Regions from separate parts of the Homo sapiens genome. Here all the other regions are linked to region 2. The links are chromatin contacts, found by Hi-C or POLR2A ChIA-PET in ENCODE. All regions are on one chromosome and are shown on one strand. Each heading gives the region's core, a stretch centred on a gene start or an enhancer-like site at or near the end of the contact. The rest is flanking DNA. Distances are from core to core; before and after follow the strand shown. Region 1 has its middle 39 kb from the start of LINC02925. Region 2 has its middle 180 kb from the start of MIR3201. Region 3 holds the start of TBC1D22A (TBC1 domain family member 22A).

Region 1 (3,871 bases), core at 1,140-3,639, 1.5 Mb before region 2:
TGGGGTTCCCTTCTTGCCTGCCTTGTGTGGGTTAGGAAGAAAATTCAGAGGTGTCTCTCCTACATGCCAAAAAGGAGGTGCCTGAGTCCCAGCCCAGTGCAGCCCTGCCCTGGTGCTGGGCCTGGGAGGGAGGTCAGGGTCAGGGCTCTGTTGCCTCAGAAGTCGAGGGCAGCACTCGAGAGAGGAGTCTGGGACTTGCCTCCCTCACCCTCCTGCTCTGTGACCTTGGGCAAGGTAGTGAGCCTCCTGGGCCTCAGTTTCCTCACTAGCAAGTGGGCAGGGGCAGGTAAGAGGATCGAATGGGGTGATGTGGGCCTCCTCAGGCTGGGCTCGCCCTGGGTTGGGGTTCAAAATGGGTTTAGGAGGTCAGTCATGGCCTCTGCCCCGGGCGCTGTGGCTGAGCCTGAAGTCTGAAGTCTGTCTTCCTGACTTTTGTGTCCCAGGCCCATTTGGGGATGCACAGTCTGGCCAGGGTGTGTGTTCAGTTGCTGCCTCTGCCCCGTGCTGGGGTGAAACCACGTTCCCCTGTTGTTAGCTGGGACTCCCCAGATGAGTGACCTCAGTAACCCTGCCCCTCCTTCCTGCTGCACACCCTTCCGAAGACCCCTGCCTGGTCCAGGAAAGGGGCCCTGCCTGTCTTGCCTTGCTCCTGCCTTGGCAGCCATGTGGACCCTTCTGCAGCACTTTGTGGTCCCGGGGCAGACCTCGAAGCCCCACAGTCCTCACCGTGCTGGGCTCACAGGGAGATGCAGCTTGGTCCTGGAGCCTGGGAAATTGGGCACCTGGGGTCTCAGTGAGCCACCAGCCCTCTGCTCTGCTGCTCTTTCCTCTCAGCTGCCCCTATGGCTGATGCGTGGAGTGCGGCTGTCCCAGCCATGCAGCCTGGGGGCAGGCGGGGCCTGTCCGGTGATGTCTGTCTTGCACTCTGGAGAGCACGGGAAAGTCTCCAAGTTGTGGTGTGTTTCCACATAGCCCTGGGAGGCTGTTTATTCTGGGTCTCCTGCTGAGGGAGGTGGAGGACCCTTCACTGGGAAAGAACCAGGTGGTCTCTCTCCAAACCACCAGCCTTCCAGGCCTTCCCCTTAGTACCCTCCTCTTATCTGTGGAGCCCGGCGCCGGCGTTAGGTGATCTTTGCTCTCCGCTCTCCCAGGCTTCACCTTCACCAACTGGAAAACGAGGGAGGAGAATCAGAGCCGGTTTTCCTGAATCACCATTTCTGCTGTAGAATAGAATAGAATAGTGGTTCAGGCTCAATGAAAAGAAAGTGTTATTGGAGCCTAGTGAGCCTCTGCTGCCAGGGAGGGCTGCCAGCCTGAAGCCTGTTTTCTCTTTGGAAGGAGTATCAGAGCAATGTTAGACATGTTACAGAAACAGCAGCACCCCACTTGACGGGTCCTGGTGACTTTCCTGTTATGGGAGAACCTGGGGCCCCGATAGTCCCATGATGTGATCTGTGTTAGTGATTGTGCCATCCGTGTGCCCCCTCCCCTCCCTGGGGGCCACATGAAGCCCCCTTCCATCTCCCCATGTTTCTCTGTTTGGGTATTTCTCTCCGGTAGCCGAATCTACTGGGGTTTATTTGGCATTGGGGTTCCAGTCCTGTCATGACAGGGCTCCGGCCAGGGGCTCATTTTAGGAGGCTGCCCCATCTCGGGGAGCTGGGGAGGCGTCCCTGTATGTGGGCTTCTGTGTGTCAGGTTTGGGGTCTCCTGCCTAGTGGCCATGGTGGGGACTTGGGTATTTACAGAGCTCCTGTTGGTGTGGGCGTGTGCTGGCTGGGAGGGAAGACACCAGGGACTGGCTGGGTGGCCTGGTCACCCCCTGCCTGAGTTCCTGCCTCCTCCCCTGCAAGGCGGCCCAAGAGGCTGCTGCCTGGCCTCTTTAGGGGTAAGGAGACTGTCTCTGCAGAAAGCCCGGGGCAGCAGGGACAGTGTTGGGGTGTGTGGCAGAGCATCCCTGCTCCGACAGAAATTGACAGTGAATTGAGGGAGAGAAGCTGTGGCCGGGTTTAGTGAGTAACAGGCAGAAGGCAGAGGGTGCTCGCTGGGAAGCAGCGTCTCTTGCCTGGCTTGGAGATGGTCATCTGCTGGGCGCCTCCGAGGCCAAGTGGACCACTCACAGTGCTTTCGAAGGCCTCTGGTTTGGGCATCCCACAGGCTGGCTTGGGGTCTCTTTGGCACCACGGTGGGTTTAGATCTGCCTTTTCTTTGCCTTTTGGTGGCACAGCAATGGTCCTGAAAAATACTGCTTGTAAAGGAGTAAAAGTTCAAGTCTTCCACCGTCAGGTGTGGCTGGGGGGTCTGAGAGGAGGCCTGGATCTCCCAAGGGGACAGTTATGTGAACAGAGTGTCACAGGCCTAACCCAGCCCAGCGGGTGGGGCCCAGGCCAGCCTGTCACCTGCTTGGAGCCCTTGGCTGCTGGGGATATGTAATAGTTTAACTTGAGAACTTAGAGGCAGGTCACTCAGACTCTTAGAGACAGAGGTGGCGCAAGAAAATGTGGGTTTCGCCGGGCGCGCTGGCTCACGCCTGTAATCCCAACACTTTGGGAGGCCGAGGCGGGCAGATCACCTGAGGTCGGGAATTCAAGACCAGCCTGACCAACATGGAGAAATCCCCACGTCTACTAAAAATACAAAAAATTAGCCGGGCGTGTTGGCGCATGTCTGTCATCCCAGCTACTTGGGAGGCTGGGGCAGGAGAATCGCTTGAACCCGGGAGGCAGAGGTTGGGGTGAGCTGAGATCGCGCCATTGCACTCCAGCCTGGGCAACAAGAGCGAAACTCCATCTCAAAAAAAAAAAAAAAAAGAAAGAAAGAAAAAAGAAAATGCGTGTTTCCCTAATTGGAGAAAGCCCTGTTGTTTTGCCTTTGGTATCTCGGCATGTGGCAGAGGCCTGGGCGGACACTTTGGGCTGGTAATTCGCCACTAATGACAGTCCCGTCTACAGGGCTACTGTTCTGATTGTTTGGTGTTTGAGTTATAACCTAGGGTTGTGATTATGTTTAAGCCCAGTGATTAAAGTCCCCTGTGGTTACACAGGAAAGGCAGGAAGTACCGGCCTATCAAAAACATTAATAATAGTAATAGAAATCACTCATTCTGCACAGCAGGCCTGCGCTGAGTGTTTCACACGAATTGTCTCAACCAAGTCTGCAGAGCACACAGCTTCACCCCATTTTACAGATGAGGAAACTGAGGCACCGGGAGGCAGTGCCACTTGCCTAAGTCCCCAGTTCGTTCCCGAGCAGAGCTGGGATTTGCACGTGGGTGGCTTTGCCCCCAAGGCTATGCTCATAAACATTGCAGCCTTTCTGCCTTCCTGATAACCCTCCTCTAAGGGGGGTTTTGTGAGAGAAATATCAGCAATAAACTCAAAGTCATGATGAGACTTCTCTTTTTGCTGTCAAATGTGCAGTAAATAGCAAGATTCGGACAGCATGTCCTGCTCAGGGCCAGACAGCCCTCTAAGCATGAGACATGATTTATTTTCGTACCAACTGGAGGTAGGTGCTCTTGTTAGCTGCATTTCACGCAGGAGGAAGCCCTGGCACAGAGCCACAGGTTGCTGCGTGGTAGAGGTGGGTTTGGACCAATGGGCTGTGCTTCTAACCTAAGCCCCATATGCACGGGGGTTGGGCGGAGAGCGTGCTTGATCTTGCTGCTGTGTGTTCTTGGGCAAGACACCTAACCTCTCTGGGCCTCAGTTTGGTCACCTGTAAACGAAGGCCTTGGCCTAGGGTATAGAAGCCAGAGCTTGAGAGCTGGCTCTGGCCTGAGATGGCCGCGTCTGCACCACCTCCCACAGGGAGGCCCAGGTGGGTGGAGAGGCCTGGCTGCCACTTCCCTAGAGGAAGCAGGTCTACTGAG
Region 2 (3,666 bases), core at 694-3,193:
CTATGAAAATACGCTTCCATTTTCCACCTGGATATCTATGCAAGGCCGAATTGTCTTTGCATACTTCACCCAAAATAACATATTGCAACAGTTTGCATGCCGAAGAGAAGATGAGAACCCATCTGTCTTCTGTTAAACCAGGCACTAGGGAGATTTGCAGAAATATAAAACAATGTCACTCTTCTCCTTAACTTTGGCTTCGTCTTGGAAAACACTTAATTTTAATTAAAAACAGGTTATGTTTACACATCATGAGCTGACTGCAATTTTTATATTAAAAAATATGCAAACACTTAAAACATGTTTCAGTGTTCATTTCTCACATGGTAAATATCGATAGTTATAACTCATGTGAACCCAAGGTTTTTGGGCCTTCAGTGATTTTCAAGAGTGGAAAGGGTTCCTAAGACTAAATCATTTGAGAACCACTGACTCTGGTCAGGAGCGCCCTGGCCACTCCCTTGTTTGCCTTGCAGTGCCTGCGGGATGGCTCTGGGGGGGTTTTGTCCCATTTTTATCCCTTGTGTCAAATTTTTATTGACAAATAAAAATTATGTATATTCAAGGAGTCGAAGTAAGTATTTCAAGGAGTGATTGGCACACTGAACAGGCTCACTGTAGCACTGCTCACAAGGGCCAAGATCCAGAAACAATCTCCATGTGTGTCTATGGAAGACTGCGTACTGTAATGTGATGTATACCCAATGGAACATTATTCAGCCATAAAGAAGGAAGTCCTGCTATTTACAACAACATGGACGGACCTGGAGGCCGTTATGCCAAGTGAAATGAGCCAGGCCCAGAGAGACAAGTCTGGCATGGTCTCCTTCCAGGCCTCATCTCCTTCCAGGCCTTGTCTCCTCAAGGGCGGCATGGCTGGGGCCCAACTTGCCCTGCTCTGTCTCTTTCCTCCCTGCAGGAGCCACCCTGGGTCTCCGCCAGATGTCTGAGGAGCTGTCATCTGGCTGTGGGACTCCGGCTCTTACCACCAGACTGCTGTCCCCAGCATCTGGGCCTGGGAGACAATCCCTTTCCCTCCCACTCCTAGGATTGCTGGAAATTGCTTAACTCCCACCTGCAGGGGGAATGGGGGCCCAGAGACAGGCACAGCAGGCCTGGCAGAGGGCCTGGGGAAAGGCATCCTGGAGCAGCCAGGCTGACGTGGGTTTTGAGGGCTGCATGGAGCCAGCAACTAAGGATGAGGGGCTGGTGCCGCAGTCAGAGAGAAGAGTGTGCATGGATGGGGGAACCGGGTGCAGAGGCAGGGAGGAGGGATGGGAGGGCAGCAGGGGTGGGAGGCAGGCGGGGTGGGGAGAGTGTGCACACCTAGAGGCTCACTGAGCAGGTGGTGCCCCCCGCATATCCTGAGAGCATCTGAGCCCCACAAATTCTGCCCTCCCAGCGTCTCCGTCCCAGGGAGTGGAATCTCTTGCCAAGAGGCCAGCTTTCTGGGCCTGGACTCCTCGTTAGACACCCAGCAGGTCTCCCACCCTCCTTCCTGTCCCAGGAACTGTCCTCTGTTACTAATCTGTCCCATCACAAGCCTCCAAGATGGCCAGCAAGGCTGAGGTCACCTGACTGCAAGGCTGACTCTCGTGGCCTCTTGCCCTAAGCTCACCGTGGCTGCTACATGGCTGTGTCCAGGAATGCCAAGGCCACTACACAGCTGTGTCCGGGACCCTTTCAGGGTCAGAGTTGGAACCTGCTTTCTGCAGGGTCCTGAGCACGGTCCCCTCTTGAAGGGAAGCTGAGCATGCTGGGCTTGCGGCTCTCAGCGGGAGGACGGGGCCAGGCTGAGGACAGCCAGGAGAGCCTGGGCTGCCGCCTCCTTCCTAAGCCCCTAAATCATCTCCGAAGACACATAATTAAACCACAAATCAGATAATCTAAGGGCTCGGGTTTGTTTTGTTTTGTTTTATCACATGTCAGAAGCTGGAACAGCAAGCCGTTCGTCCTCCCACTCCCACAGGGCCAGGATGACTCAGTCCTTCCCCGGCCGGTGGTGCCAGCAGCAGGACGCCAGCCAGAGCCCGTTCCGGGTCACACCCCAGGCCCAGGGCAAGGCACGGCACCTCTCCTGCCTCAGTTTCCTCTTTTGTAAAAGAAGAATGAGAATGGCCTCCCCCTTGGGGCTGCTAAGCACAGACACGGTAAATGCTCAGTGCCTGTGAGCACTGGGATTTTTCTCTGCACCCACGCAGCAGCAGGCTTCTGTTTGTCCACTTGTATGCTTATGGAGACCTAGAATGGGGCTGCAGCTTCACTGCTAAGACCCAGGCCTAGTCTTTTTATCTCTCTGGGCTCAGTCCTTTCACTGGTAGACTGTGGACCCGATCTTCCCCAGGGTCTCTGTTCCATGCCTCCTTGGGCAGGCTATAAGAAAGCGAAAGTCAGCTAAGCCAGGAGACTCGCACAGGACGCAGGGAGAAGGGGCTGGGGTGTGCCTCCCACTGCTCCCAAAGGGCAGAAAGAGGCAGCATAAAGTGGACAAGGGCCTTTGGGTTGTATGGAATACATGGACTTGATCCCAGCTGGTGGGGATGAGAGAGAAAGCAGGTTTGCCCTCTAGGAAAGGAAAATAAATCTTGGCCCCTCCCCGCCCCACCAAAATCACTAAGCTAAAGGGAAAAGTCAAGCTGGGAACTGCTCAGGGCAAACCTGCCTCCCACTCTATTTAAAGCCCCCCACCCTGCTCACTGAGATGAATGCACATCTTATTGCCTCATTTGCAGAGGCTGATCAGAAACTCAAAAGAATGCAACCATTCGTCTCTTGTCTACCTGTGACCTGGAAGCCCCCTCCCCACTTCCATTTGTCCCGCTTTCGCCTCGAGTTGTCCTGCCTTTCCAAGCTGAACTAATGTTCATCTTGCATATGCTGATCAATGTCTCATTTCTCCCTGAAATGTATAAAACCAAACTGTGCCCTGGCCACCTTGGGCACATGTCATCAGGGCCTCCTGAGGCTGTGTCATGGGCGCGTCCTCAACCTTGGCAAAATAAACTTTCTAAATTAACTGAGACCTGTCTCAGATATTCGGGATTCACAGGTCCCTGATCACAGCAGTGAAGTTACATTGCCACCTTCTCAAGTGTGACACAGCACATCCTGCAAAACCAAAAGGCCCCCCTCCCTCCCCATGCACCTGCCTGCACCCTCCTGGTTTTCTGCCTCAGTCCCAGCCCCGTCCTGAGATCTCACGAGGCCTGTTTCTCCAGCTGCTCCCACTGTTCTGCGTTGGAGGTTTCCTTCCTGGGGGATTGACTGGGCCTGCCTGGGTAAGATCGGTTTTCCTACCCCTCTTCTATTTTGGGGAGCCTGTTTTTCTTATATTGATTTTAATTTATACCTGCTTATTTAAAAAGTAAGTTATAAAACTTATTTTATTCTCATGTTTCATCCTTCATCTTCACTGGCATTTTTCCCTGCACCAACTGTGGGCATGAGCCATGTGGGAGTCCGGAGACCCCAGCCCCACCTGGAAGGGGTTTCCCCGTCTGGTAGGACACAGCCAGTGACAGACAGCTGAAGCACCGTGGGCCAGCTCATCTGATGGGATTGGTCTATATAGAAAAAGTAACTTTTCAAATGTTGGGTGTTTCACATCGGAATTGCATGCCGTTGGACACTTTCTGCATTAGCAAGAGTTATGCCTGCTGGATGAAG
Region 3 (3,769 bases), core at 10-2,509, 1.3 Mb before region 2:
TGTTATTATTTTTGAGACGGAGTTTCGCTCTGTCGCCCAGCCTGGAGTGCAGTGGCACGATCTGGGCTCACTGCAAGCTCTGCCTCACGGGTTCACGCTATTCTCCTGCCTCAGCCTCCAGGGAAATTCTTAATCAGAAAATATGTCTTAGATTTTTGTTTTAAAAGAGAACTGGCAGGAGCTCCAAATACACTAAAGCTCCAGTCTGAAATGACAGTCCCTGAGCATTCAATCTTTGGTCTAAGAAGCACAGAAATGTAATGCAAACCAGACACGGTTTTTTTAGTGATTTTCTGCACACACACACACACACACACACACACACAGTAAAAAGATCTAGTCATAACGTGTGCACCTGCAGTTCCAACTACTGGGGAGGGTGAGGCAGGAGGATCACTAGAGGGCAGGAGTTCGAGACTAGCCTGGGCAACATAGCAAGACACCCACCCCCAGTCCCCCCCGGAAAAAAAGAATAAAAAAGGTAAAAATAATTTTAAAAAGAGTAAAAGGAATGTAAAAATAATTTTAATGCATTTTATTTAATCCAATACATTAAAAATGTTACCTAACATGCAAACAATATACAAATTATTTTATACGACGTCTTTGGAATCCTGTATTTTACACGTAAAGCGCATCTCACTCCGGACTAGCCAGGTTTCAAGCACGTGATAGCCGCACAAGGCTGGAACCCAGGCCTGGGGAATTAATTCTTGTCCTCGGTGCTCAAACCATTCTTCCCTTCAAGCCTGGCCTAATCCCCAGTCTCTCTCATCTCTTCGAATACGCTCCGCGGTTATGCCCCTCACCTCACTGCACTGCAAATATTTCGTCCACTGAGTATTTGCTGATCGTCACTCAGTGCCGGGTGACCCAGCTTGACCAGCACCCGCAGCCGCCCTGCCACTGTTGGGCCGGGTATGGTGTGTCTGGCTTCCCTCTGTTCTGGGCCGGCTCCGAAACGCGCTCAAGAGAAATCGGAATCAGACACGGGGCAGTTCAGCTTTGGAAATGAGGAGCTCGAGGCTCCTGGGAGTCCGTTGCGGGCAGGTGGGCGCCGCTGTTGTGTCGGGAGAGCCAGGAGCGACAGACTCAAACTCAGAAACCCAACCACCTCCGCTCCCTCCGCGATGCGTGTAACGTGCGTTGCGCGGCGTCGCCCTTTAATAACGACGGGCGCTCGGAGTGCTGCGTCACTCGCCACCAGGGACTTAGGCGGGACTTCCGGGCGCGCGTAGGCACAACTTCCGGAAGGAGGCGGAAGAGCTTCTCGGCTCTAGGCTCTGGAGTCCCGGGAGCAGTGAGGGGCCACCCGGGGCACAGGAAAGGGCCGCTAGGGGAGGGCCGGGTGCACTCGGGGTGTCTGGGCCGCGGGTCTGAGGGATGAGGAGGGGCCATGGCCAGCGACGGGGCCAGGAAGCAATTCTGGAAGCGCAGCAACAGCAAGCTCCCGGGCAGGTGGGTGTGCCGCGGAGGGCCAGGTCGGGGTCAGGGGTCAGAGGTCAGGTGGCCGCGTTGGCCTCCTGGGCTGCGGGTGGAGTCGGGGGTCTGGAGAGGGCAACTTGGACTCTGAGGAGACTGCTGGATGGTGTGACGGGCGTTGGGGGGCTCGGAGGTCGGAGCGTGGGGTCTGGGGGTGACAGTGGCTGCACGTAGGATCGAGGCTTGCAAGGACGAGGAGGAGCTATTGGCGTTTTTCCTGACACTGGCAGGCTTCTTTCCGAGAAACTCCTGGGCTCCTTGGGGAGGCTGGAAGGAACTGATTCGGGTCATGCTGTGAAGTTTGGTGGAGTCCGGAAGCTGGCCGGGCTGAGGCCCCCCGTCTGCTGGGTGGATCAGTTTCTGCAGGGGGTGTGGTGTTTTTGACCCACTTGATTTGCCTGTGGTCTCTTGAGGGCTGCGGCTCTTGCCTTGAGCATAGAAGAGGACTAGAGTTTCCCTGTGAGTTTCCATGTTTCTGCTTGCTGGTGTCAAAACCACCTCCTATGTTGTGTTAGCAGGAAGTTTTTTTTTTTTTTTTTTTTTTTTTTTTTTTTTTCTTCGGCTGGAATGACCTGGGTACACCCTAGATGCTATACAGCTCCAGAGCTCCAGAGTCCTTGTCTGATTGCTGTGGCGCTGAGCTATGCCAGGGCCCTAGGGAATGAGACATTACGTGGAGGGTACCTAGGATAAAATCAGCCACTGGTGAAAACAGATCAGAGATAAGCAAACGTCAAGATTTCAGAACATAGTTCTGTTCCAAAGCTGAAGTCTGGAATGCTGAAAATTATGAATTGTGTTACGAAGATAAGTCTGAGTAGAATCATTCATAAACACAGTAAAATGGTTTGTACTCCTGTTTCATAATAAATATTATTGTTTGAGTGTTTGAATGATAAACTTTGGAATTTACTGCATCCAGTTAGAAAAGTTTACTTTTGGCCAGGTGTGGCGGCTCACGCCTGTAATCCCAGCACTTTGGGAGGTCGAGGTGGACAGATCACCTGAGGTCAGGAGTTTGAGACCAGCCTCACCAACATGGAGAAACCTAGTCTCTACTAAAAATACAAAATTAGCTGGGCATGGTGGCACATGCCTGTAATCCTGGCTACTTGGGAGGCTGAGGCAGGAGAATCACTTGAACCTGGGAGGTGGAGGTTGCAGTGAGCCGAGATCGTTCCATTGCACTCCATCCTGGGCAATAAGAGCGAAACTCTGTCTCAAAAAAAAAAAGGAAAGTTTACTTTTAAGAGTGATCTGGGGGTTAGCAGCGTGAGTTACTGACAGCTCAGACAGTGGCTTTGAGAATGAAGGGAGTCATCAAAGGTGGCCGGAGACCCTATTCGACTCCACAGGACCGTGCTTGATTCGAGAACAGTAAGACCTTTCAACAAAACCAGTGTCAGGGTCCAAGGTGAGTGAAGATTCTGGAATGGTGGTGGGTAGGAGGTCCTGGTAGTGACAGGAACAAATGCTGTAGAACATAAGAGTCCAGGGAAGAGGAGCCACATGACAGTGTAACTTTTATGTGTTACTTTTAGGTCTTAAGGTTTTGGTTCCTCATCAGTCTAAACTCTAATTCTTAATCAGCTTAGATGTAAGAATAACAGAGCTGCTGTGTGGAGTTACAGCAGTGACTCAACCTTTGGATTGAAGGCTGTGGCTCTTGGTAATTTGTCCTTATACTGAGTTGAATTTATGTCCATCTGGAAACTATGGATGTGACATTTGGAAATAGGGTTTTTGCACAAGTAATCAAGGTAAAATGAGGTCATACTGGATGAGGGTGGGCCTTAGTTCGTCAACTAGTATTTTTATAAAAAGAGGGAAATTTGAATACAGAGAGACACACACAGGGAAATGGCCCTATGGAGACAGAAACAGAGATTGGAATAGTACATTTACAAGCCAAGGAAAGCCAGGGGTTGCTGGCAGCCACCAGAAGCTAGAAGAGGCAAGGAAGGATGCTCACCTAGAGACTTGACAGAGAGCATGGCCCTGCAGATGACCACTTGATTTTGGGTTTTTGGCGTTTAAAACTGAGAGAGAATAAGTGTCTGTTGTGTTAAGCCATTCAGTTGGTGGTAATTTGTTATGGCAGCCACAGGAGACTAATACAGTCTCCAGCTTTCTTCTGTGTGAACCTGAAATACCGAACACCAGCTTTCCTTTTCCTCTGACTTTGATGCTATTCTGTGTCTTAGGCACTTTTGAGAGCAGCTTCTGTATTACCTTTGTGAAGTTGGAGTCTTGGAGAGTTCGAGGCTGTCACTGAAGAGGGCAGAAG

The links. A loop is a pair of places that touch in the nucleus more often than their neighbours do. ChIA-PET counts read pairs that join two places held with the same protein, here RNA polymerase II (POLR2A). Pooled maps may share reads with other maps.
Region 1: a pooled map shows a loop between it and region 2 (6-fold over the local background). The contact joins two enhancer-like sites. A Hi-C loop is called at or near these places in 5 of 37 single-sample maps with no recorded cell type and 5 of 50 pooled maps.
Region 3: a map with no recorded cell type shows a loop between it and region 2 (4-fold over the local background). The contact joins the promoter of TBC1D22A here to the enhancer-like site in region 2. A Hi-C loop is called at or near these places in 12 of 37 single-sample maps with no recorded cell type and 5 of 50 pooled maps. POLR2A ChIA-PET finds 5 or more read pairs at or near these places in 1 of 52 experiments (B cell).

The regions. Positions count from the first base shown.
Region 1 is chr22:46,578,175-46,582,045 of GRCh38, forward strand. It overlaps a transcript of GRAMD4 not described here. Among named protein-coding and RNA genes, the nearest start is that of LINC02925, 39 kb to the left of the region's middle. RefSeq lists an enhancer at 3,674-3,753. Within about 2 kb of position 2,390, at least 10 of the 41 ENCODE cell types and tissues checked have a DNase peak (open chromatin) inside an H3K27ac peak, as active enhancers do.
Region 2 is chr22:48,088,316-48,091,981 of GRCh38, forward strand. No RefSeq gene overlaps it. Among named protein-coding and RNA genes, the nearest start is that of MIR3201, 180 kb to the right of the region's middle. RefSeq lists enhancers at 1,939-2,018, 2,049-2,298. Within about 2 kb of position 1,944, at least 6 of the 41 ENCODE cell types and tissues checked have a DNase peak (open chromatin) inside an H3K27ac peak, as active enhancers do.
Region 3 is chr22:46,761,391-46,765,159 of GRCh38, forward strand. It overlaps TBC1D22A (TBC1 domain family member 22A), which reads left to right and starts at 1,260. Exons shown (of 13, transcript NM_014346.5): 1 at 1,260-1,458. The coding sequence starts at 1,397. It overlaps TBC1D22A-DT (TBC1D22A divergent transcript), which reads right to left and starts at 1,138. Exons shown (of 1, transcript NR_186691.1): 1 at 521-1,138. RefSeq lists enhancers at 307-1,141, 878-1,007, 1,708-1,787, 2,718-2,787, 2,828-2,907 and 1 more and a silencer at 1,908-1,967.